Linked DNA regions of Homo sapiens: region 2 is linked to region 1. The links are chromatin loops, found by intact Hi-C in ENCODE. Cell type or tissue: MCF 10A. All regions are shown on one strand.

Evidence for each region. A loop is a pair of places that touch in the nucleus more often than their neighbours do. Peaks named below come from ENCODE experiments on the same cell type or tissue, not always from the same donor. Only the 100,000 strongest peaks of a DNase experiment are listed, where the experiment ranks them.
Region 2: it touches region 1 in a loop (9-fold over the local background); 2 of 110 quality-filtered maps call a loop at or near these places.

What each region holds. Positions count from the first base shown.
Region 1 is chr19:42,790,782-42,795,781 of GRCh38, forward strand. No RefSeq gene overlaps it. Among named protein-coding and RNA genes, the nearest start is that of PSG8, 28 kb to the left of the region's middle. In MCF 10A, CTCF peaks have their summits at 600 (motif pointing left) and 2,855 (motif pointing right); a DNase peak (open chromatin) is centred at 2,860.
Region 2 is chr19:43,205,406-43,210,405 of GRCh38, forward strand. It overlaps PSG4 (pregnancy specific beta-1-glycoprotein 4), which reads right to left and starts at 233. Exons shown (of 6, transcript NM_002780.5): 1 at 68-233. The coding sequence starts at 131. In MCF 10A, a CTCF peak has its summit at 1,955 (motif pointing left); no DNase peak of the experiment used is centred here.

The DNA of each region.
Region 1 (5,000 bases):
TGGTGAAAGATTTTAAGGACTTCCCATTGGCTGAAGGCTGGCAAATGGAGTTTGCTATCCTCTGACTGCAGCCATTCTGAGGACTGGAAAGAATACCCTGAGAAGGGGCCTATTTTATTTCTGCAGGAAGGTACTGAGGTTTAATTTATCTTATGGAGTCTTCCTAGATTAGAAGGCTTTGAGGTGTGTTGATGCCTTGCCAGTGACTTAGCTGCCTGATCAGTGAACCTATTTCCTTTGGCTACATCATCTGTTCCCCTTTTGATGTTCCCTATAATGTATCACTGCTATTTCTCATGGAAGAAAACTGAGGATAATAACCTGTTAATTTTTTGGTGATATTTTACAGGAAATCCATTAGTGGTAAGAAAATGCCTTTTATTTTAAATGGCAGCATGAGCATGAAGAACTCAAAAAGCATACTTGGAATCAGTGTAAATGTTAGCTACCTTTCCCTTGCTTAATTTAAGTGCTCTTGTAAGAACCATTTGTTTAGCTGATTGAGCACCTGCACCTGAAGGGAGATGTTATTTAGAGTGACTACTGCTTATCCTGCCATATATATTTCTTGCTTTACCAGCTGTTTGTTAGCTAAGAGCTCCCTCTAGAGGAAAGTAATTTTGCCACATTAAGTGGGGATGTAAACCGTTCTTTCCTAGGGTTAATTTGGAGGCTTTTCTGACTAGTAGAGCTATTGTGACAGTGGTTTGGAAGCAGATGTAAACAATAGGTCCTCCTAATGGCAAATAAGAGGTTGAGAAAAATATTGGATTAGAATTTTTCCTGAGACACCCCTTATGGTTGTGCTATGGGAAGAGGGGAGGCCTGGATAAGAAAGGAGAAAAGAGAGAGACTAGATCTAGTGTTTAGAAGGAGGTCTACTTTCCTCCCTATAATTTCCAGAATGACCTGTGTCTCCTGTGCTGTAATGGCAGTTTGAGCTGCTGGAGCCAGGGGTTTGAGCCCCAGGACCCATCAGTCTTGCTGGACCACTGTGAGACTGGTACTGAACCCAGTGACCTCCAACTCTGGGAGCAGTTGCATCTCCAGTGGTCTCCACCACAGGCTGGTCATTGTCAAGGTGGCTTCCTCTTGCTGTTTGGACACTCCTTCCTAAAAATGCCCTGGCTTGCCACACCGAGAGCAACTAGTGGATACACCTCTGGGATCCTGGACTTTGCAACTCTGCAAAGTAGCTATTAGAGGCTTTGTCCTTCTCTTGAGCTTTCTCTCTTTCTTCTGGGCCTTCTCCTGGTCCCTATTATAAAAGACTGAAGTGGCTACCCTCAGAAGGTTTTCCAAGGTGCTATGTGCTACTATAGCTTGCCTTTTGTAGGTTCCTTCTAATATTGGGAGCATTCTGTATAATAAACTTATCTTTTTGAATGGGCTGTCACTTGAGTGAATCAGGAGATAAAAAGGTGTGTGCTAATAGTGCCCCTCTTAACCTATCCATAAAGGCTGCAGGATTCTCCTCTGGCTTTGAGTCTATCATAGACAGTTTAGAGGAATTAAGAGGTCTGGCCTTAGTTTTTCTTTTCCATTCATCTGCTGAGCTATTGGGGCTTCAATCAGGGTTGCCAAGAGGTACTGCTTCACTTCTTATTTGGAATGGTGTTTCTGCTATTTCTTCACTTTCTGTATCTCCTTCCTTCCCTTTTGGTGTATTATAGGAGATATGTTGCTCATCTTCAAAATTCTCTGGTGCTTGTAGAGCTGGCTGTTTTTCAGTTACAGTTAGGGTTTGGTTTAGGAGCAGCATAACATCCTTCCATGTGAGGTGAAACACCTGACTTAAATTCTGGAAAGCTTCTATATACCTATCAGGATTGTCTGAAAATCAGCCTAAGTCTTACTTTATTTGCCTAAGGTCCTGTAATGAGAAGGGAACTTGGAGGGACCCCAAATTATGGGGATTCTTCTCAGATGGTTCCCTGGGAAGTTGCTTTTCTAATTCTAGGGGATTATTCTTTATAGGCCTTCCTGATATGGCTGTTAAAAAAATCTGGGTTGCTGTTACAATGCTTCTAAAGTTTTAGTAAAAATGCCCTGTCATTGTGCAAAATAGAATGAGTTGCTTTTCTCTTCAAAGTCCTGAGGTTAAAAGAGTTCTAGTGCCTCAGAGTGCACTCCAGAGGGGTGCAAACTGAAGATGCTCTGTTAGCCATCGAGAAAAAGAAGTGAGAATAAAAGTGTCCTTATAGTCCCCCTTCTTTCATTGTTACCCAGAGTCATGTGGAAGACAGTGGGAGCATCCCCCCAACTGTTTTCTCTCCTTGGTTCCTGAGTCCTGGCACTGTGTTAAATTTGCCACCCATGGTTGTAGGTGTGGCCCTCTAAGCCATGGAACTGGATAAATGAAGTGATGACATTAGCCACACTTTACCCATGCAGCCTTAGCTTATCTGCCTGTGATCTGCCTGGCCTCCTGAAAAATGGATCTCTGGTGAAATTGTAATAGTTGCCTTTGAGCAAGCTTTCTTTAAGAGAGGGAATGTGCCAGTTGCCAGTTATGGCCCATGCTAAAACACTTACCCTCAGAAAAGTGGTCCTGGTTGACTCTGTTCTTAAAATGTCCTTACTAATTAAATACTGTTCTAATTGGAGATAGAATAAGTACCTTAAATGAACGTAGGGACCTAATGGCAGTTTTTCCTGCTGATGGGACAGTATCGGAACTAAAATTTGGCTATGGAAGACATTTTACTCCTAACTGTTGAAAGCAGAGCTTTCCCATTCACAGAAAGGGCTTTTCTATCAGTGCAAAAAGAGAGAATTGGAAAAGTGCAGTGTTATGGCAAAGGACCAACAATGTGCCTCATAAGGAGGATTTATGTTTCCACTAGGTGACACTGTTGGCTTAGAAATACCAAGTGCTTACCAAAGGAAGGAGAGAGAGAGAGAAAGAGAGAGGGAGGGACCTATTGGGTTAGTTATTATACCATGTACCGATCTTTCCTAACAGAACTGTTTCCCTGAACCGTAAAAATTTCCACATATTGCAAACACAAAAAGAACAGGAGACATAGAGACCATGGATAGAAAGGAAGAACAAATTTGCAACAGGATAGCAAATTAGGAGACCCATTACCAACATCTGGATGAGCTGCCGGAAGCTGTGTTCAGTCCAGAAGCCTTTGAATAACATCAGGGTGTTTCCTGGCCAGAAATTCTCAGCTGCTCCATGACATCCCCCAGCGTCATGTGATGGTGAGGTTCTCCATGAAAGGAAACTAGTTTGAAGAGAACCTTGAAATTAAAGGACAGATTTGAGGTTTGCTCCATACTCACCATTCTGATGTTTCTATCTTCTGTTCTGATCACAATCCCAGATGAGAACTCCCAAATAAAATGGCTCTGTTTGGGAATCTATTCATGGTTCTTTGTCACACACTGAGAAAGAATTCGGGACATGGAAACACGTGAGGAGTGGGTTTAGGAGTGAAAAATTTAACAGACAATAAAGAAGAGAGAGAGAAAAAGCTTTCTCATACTGAGAAAGCAGTCACCCGAGAGAGGGTCTCCAATTTGTGGTGGAATGCAATTGATTTTGTACAGAGACTTGAGGAGGCAGTGATTGATTTACATAGGGTCCAGGGTATTGTTTTGACCAGGTGTGCTGTTTACGTAGCCCGAGAAAAGACTGGCCCTCCCACCTTAATCTTTTATTATGCCATTGTGGCTTCTACCTGGTGGTCATCATGACACCTGCACATATGGTGACAAGGAAAAAAGTGCAGGAACTGCCATATTGGGAGTACCTGGCTCTTAGTTGCCTGCATCTGTATATGCTTATCTATGCTTGCAGCCTGATCATTCAGTCTGTTTTCTGTTAGAAATGGTTTGGGGGCTGCGTTTTATTAAAGGAAAATTCCACCAAGAATTCTTTTACCCTTTCTAGCTGCCTAAAAATAATTTCTCAATAACTCCTGTATTAGGACCCCTTTAGGAAAACAGAAAAGAAGACACAGACTCTCCTGTAGGAAAGTAACCATAGTTTTTTTGTCATGGAGCCCCAAGAGTTGCAAGTGAACGGATTTCTCTCAGGTCTAAAACTCTGCTCTTTTCTCCATTGTGTTACCTGACCTCTTTGCCTTTTACATTACTTTGAACTGTAAAAATATTTGACCTTGTGTGTGTAATGGTTGCTGGGTCAGTGGTAAGAGCTATGGTTTTGAAAGTGACTAACAGTGATTATAATAAATTATTCTGGCTTCAGAGGGCTACTCATTTCCTTGCATGTTTAGATGCAAAAGACACAGTTTAAACAATTAGGGAAATGCCTTTGTAGCAAAGTACTCTGTGGAAGTGTTGCACAGTATGGTCCCCACTGCATTGTCCTCTTCTTGGGGACCTGGGATTCAGTGAAATCCTTGATTTTTAATGTCTAAATGTTGTCCCTTCCAACTGGTGCCCTTTTTTACATATTTAAATGATTAGAATCTAAAAATTGCAAAGACTTTGTTGGCCCTCTTCCTTAATGGGCTCTACCTTGAGCACAGTGATTCAGTTGAAGAAAAGAGACCAAATTAAAAGCTACATCTCTAAATAAACAACAGGTGCTGGAGAGGATATGGAGAAATAGGAACACTTTTACAGTGTTGGTGGGAGTGTAAACTAATTCAACCATTGTGGAAGTCAGTGTGGCGATTCCTCAGGGATCTAGAAGTAGAAATACCATTTGACCCAGCCATCCCATTACTGGGTATATACCCAAAGGATTATAAATCATGCTGCTATAAAGACACATGCACACATATGTTTATTGCGGCACTATTCACAATAGCAAAGACTTGGAGCCAACTCAAATGTCCAACAATGGTAGACTGGATTAAGAAAATGTGGCACATATACACCATGGAACACTATGCAGCCATAAAAATGATGACTTCCTGTCCTTTGTAGGGACATGGATGAAGCTGGAAACCATCATTCTCAGCAAACCATCGCAAGGACAAAAAATCAAACACCGCATGTTCTCACTCATAGGTGGGAATTGA
Region 2 (5,000 bases), 410 kb after region 1:
TCCAGGAGACCCCATCCAGTCACTCTGCTTCCTCCTCCTGTCCTCTCCCAGGAAGTTCTCTCCTCACCTGTGAGCAGGACCCCCTTCCAGGTGATGCGCTGTGTGCAGGGAGGGGCTGAGAGGGGCCCCATGGTCTCTGCTGCTTGTGTGTTCTCCTCTGTGGAGATAAGCCTAGGATCCAGAAGCTTCCTGAGTACGGCTGTCAGCTGTGCTGTCCTTCCTCCTTCTGTGCTGAGCCTCCTCCCGGGGCAGGAGCATTTCTCAAGCTCGTGGGCGGGGTCAGGCCCAGGACACCTCTCTGTCCCCTCCTCTCTCAGTTCTGCCTCCTTGTCCCTCCTGTTTTTCCTTTTGTCTGTGTTTCAGGTCCCTGGGAATTGTGGAGGCCTCTGCATTTTTCAGCAGTGATTCTTTCACCAAACCTCAACACACACTTTGTGCAGATGCACACACACACACACACACACAGAAGAGACACACACGACCCACATGGTCACACACATACCCTGCAGGTTAGGCAAGCAGAGTCCTGGGCCTCAGCCTCCTGCTGTCCCCATGGCTCTGGGGTAGGGTGCACATTCACGCCCTTTACCCTCTTCCTTCCTCATCTGGCTCTCCCCTTCAGTGCAGGAGCTGCACAAGGTTCCCGTCACAGTGACGTCCCATTGTGCTGTGGGTGAGCTCTGTGTTGTCTGGTAAGAGGGACCCTTCCTTTCTCTAATCGTGTCTAGCTTGGCTGCAGCTTCCAAGGATGAACATTCAGTACCTGGGTTTCCCAGAGGAAACTATCCATCCTGGAGGTGTGCAGGGTGAATCTCTCAGGCCTCTTGGGAGGAGAGGCCTGTGCTGATTGCTCAGTGGGGGCTGTGAATCCCAGAGTCAAAGGGACAGTTCTCGGTCACTCTGTGTCTCCCTGGGGTCTGGCGGCTGAGCTGGAGCTCAGGGTTTCTCATGTTCTCCCTGACCACCTTTGATGTCCTCTCTTCTCTGCCCAGCTGATTGTCCTGTGGTCACCACACCTTCCCCGTGGTGGTGCAGGAGGAAGTGGGGAGTTACCCAGGAACCCCGCGGGACATGGCTTGTTGAGACGCAGGAGGGGGAGCCTGGGACAGAGCAGGGGTTCAGAGCTGGAGAGATTCATCCCGACTTACTCCGTGGCCATGATGGGCTCAGCCCTCCCTGTGCTGACATACCCAGGGGTCTGTCCTGAGGGTTTTGACCTGGCCAAGCTGCTCTCTGTAGAGGAGGAACAGGCAGTGGCCAGAGAGCCTGTCTGGAGGGACCTTGCTCACACCTGAGAGGGCGGGTGGGGGTGAGTTGTGTTCTGGGAGCAAAGAAAAATAACACCCCCCTTCTCCCCACAAGCACACAGGAGAGGTCTGTCTTCCCAAGGGACAGCTGGTGGCAGGTGGCCACATCCCGGATGGTGCCTGTGTGTGACCATCACACGCTCTCTGCGCCCCCTGGGCTGCAGTGGGCAGGCAGGACACAGGGTGCCTGGCTGATTCCCGGGGAGGCTGTGGGCCCTCAGGCAGCCGCTGTTCTGTGTCAGCGCTAGGCTTGGCCTGGGATGCCCCAGAGAACAGGACAGATGGAGCAGGGGCGGGCATTTAGGGAGCAGTGACAGAAAGAGTTGATGAGGATGGAGGGAGGTCACGAGGGGAAAGCGTCCAGTGTGGCGTCGCGTGCACCATCGCTGCCCGGGAGATGCCTTTAGCTGGGCCCAGGGAAGGAGCAGGTGTGTGGGGCAGGAGCTACCTGCAGAGGGAGTGGTGTTAGGTTGGCGGCTGCGGGTCAGGAAGGAGCTGACAGAGTCCGTGTTGGGAGCATGGAGGGCTCTGAAGACTTGGGCCGAAGTGACCCTGGTGAGGGTGGACCCTGCTGGGCTGTGGGTTCCGCTGAGGGAGGTTGGCATCCCCTAGGAAGGCTCCAGGCTGGGAAGGACTCTGTCGCCCTCTGGTGGACAGGGAGGGAAGTGTGAACGGCAGCAATCCCAGGCCAGGCTGCATGTTTTATTCCATGTGGATCTGCACACTTTACATGAGGTCACACATATGTTATGTTACAGCTCCATCACCTTCCAGCCCCTTGAGTCCCAGTCTGTGTGACTCTACGTTCACTGTTCTCCCTCTTTCACAATCAGATGTCCCAAATGCAGATTTTTGTCACCTTCTGTGAGTTTGTGTTTGTGTGCAGTAGGCAGCACTGTGTATACCCTGGGGGCAGTGATGTCTGGGGCTGAGCAGTGCACGTGGGCTTGGGAGCAGAAGAGGGAGCAGCAGGGTGGGAAGATCAATATCGGGGGGCAGGGACAAGTCATTTTCTTTTTCTCACTCCCAGGGACCAGAACCCAGGATTCTGACTCCAGGGCACAGTACCACACCCTGCTGGTGTCCCTGGATGTCATGAGGCTCATAGTGTCATGTTGCCTTGGCATTCATTTTTTAAGATGTAAGTTTATTTGCCTCAAATCAGAGGCAGGGCTTGGTCACCATGGCAGTTTTCAATACTGTATCTGGTTCAAGTGACTCCAGTTGGTGTGCAGAGATAAAATCTTAGAGGCATCTCTCCTGCTTGGTGTGCTGGACTCCCCTCTCTGCAGCTGCTTCTTTAAACTGATAATTCTGACATTCGCCTTCACATTTAAAGTGACCTCCTCTCAGTCACAGCGTGAGCTCCTGGTCCCAGTGTTTGTTGCTTGCTTTGAACACATCCATTAAAGCTCCCTGCTGGAAACCTGTCAGATAACACCCTGGACTTAATAAAGCCTGGGCTCACTGACCTCTGTGTCTGTGGTCTCCAAATGTGCCGAGGGCTCCCTAGTGTCTGTAAGTAGTACAAGAACATACATTTTCACGTTGTGGTTGTATCATTGTAGCCTCACATGCCATCCAGAGCCTGACATTGAGGCTGTCCTATGGGACCTGTGCTGGTTGAGCCCCTGCTGGAGCTCTTGTTTTGGGGCCTCTGGTTCTCCTGGATACAGGAGCTTCCAGCTAACTTGATTGAAAACTGATGCCTTTCATTGAAACACTGGCTCAGATGATGGATTCATGGGCTTCAGCTGCCATAACAAACACCTTAGCCTGGGTGAATTAAATAATAGAAATCTATTTTTCACAGTTCTGTGAATAATGTGCTATTTTAACCACTTTAAAATCCACGATCAAGTGAAATTAACCACATACACCATGTTAAATTACCATCACCACTATTTTCCCTAGAAAATTTTTATCATTTTAAACTGAAACTTTGTATCTTTTAAACAATAACTCTTTGTATGTTCTACTCTAGACCTTGATCATCTCTACTCTGTCTCTATGAATTTGCCTATTCTTGATGTTTCATATAAATGGAATTATACAATGATGTTATTTTGTTTCTGACATATTTCACTTAGCATAATGTTTCCAAAGTCCATGCATGTTCCAGCGGGTGTCAGAGCTTCATTCCTCTTTATGGCAGATTAACATTCTGTTGTATGTGTCACCATATTTATTTATTCATGTGTTGATGAACACTTGGATTGTTTTCATATTTTATCTTTTGTGAATAATGCTGCAATCAACATTCCCATGCAAGTACCTGTTTGAGTCCCTGGATTTAATTTTTTGGGTATATACCTAGGAATGGGTGTTGTTTCAAATGAGAATTCTGTGATTAGCTTTTTGAGAAACAGCAAAACTGTTTCTCCTAGTGGCTGTACCTTTTATATTCTCACCAGCAATGTATGAAGATTTCAAATTCTACATAATACTGCTACTTGTTATTTAACATTTTAAAAGAATGTTAGCCAGTTTTGTAGGTGTGATGTGGTGTCTCCTTGCAGCTTTGACTTTGTATTTTCCTAATGACTATTGATGTTGAGTATCTTTTCATGTCCTTCTTGACTATTTGTATATCTTCTTTGAAGAAATGTCTATTTGAGTCTTTTGCCCATTTATAAATTGGATGATTTGTCCTTTCTTTATTGAGTTGTAGCTAGTTCTTGATATTATCTGGACATGAAAACTGCCTATATGTGGTTTGCAAGTATTTTCTCTCATTCGGTGTCTATTAAATATTTTCTTGATAATTTCCTTTGATGCACAAAAGGCTCACATCTTGATAAAGCCCAATTTATCTTTTTTTCTTGTTACTCATGCTTTTGTATCATATCTAAGAATCCATGGCACATTTGAGGTCATCAGTATGTACCTCTGTGTCTATTTTAAGATGTTTTTATGGTTATAGGTCTTATATTTAACTCACTGATCAATTTTTTAGAGAATTGTTTCATATGGTGGGAGGTAGAGTTATTTAAATTAACTGTTTTGCATGTGGTTATCTAGTTTCTGCACTATCATTTGAAAGAAGAATTGTTAATCCATTAAATTGTCTTGACACCCTCTTCAAAGAGTAATTGATCATAAGTGTGAGGGTTTATTTCTAGACTCTCAATTCTATCCCATTTGTCTTTATGTCCATTCTTTTGCCAGCAGCTTCTGTTTTAATAATTGTACTCCTTTGCGAGGTTTCAAGTAAAGTTCAAGCCTACAATTTATTTTGGCAAGATTATTGTGGCTATTCAGTGTTCCTTTTCTGAAAGGTGGGGAGGCCAATGTTTCACCATTGGGAAAGCCTTTTCTGTCTTCTTCAGGGGGAAATTTGGGAGAACCTTTTAAGAAACTTTATCTAAGTAGGTAAACTCTCACCACTTTATTTGCTGAAGTGCTATGTTAAAGTGTGCATTGCCTCTTGTGGAAGAATTGTGAGACCCTGGAAGCACCTGCCCACGTGGTGAGAGACAGTGAATTCCATGATGAGGGGCAGAGAGGATGTTGTTTTGTGATACAATGTTGTTGGGGAGTTGTATACATCTCTATTTCTTTGTCTCTGTACAGTGGGTGTAGGGACCAGCCCCACAGGGTCGGCGGGTTTTTCTCCCCATGTGTGGAGACAAGAGATTGTAGAAATAAAGACACAAGACAAAGAGATAAAAGACAGCTGGGCCTGGGGAACCA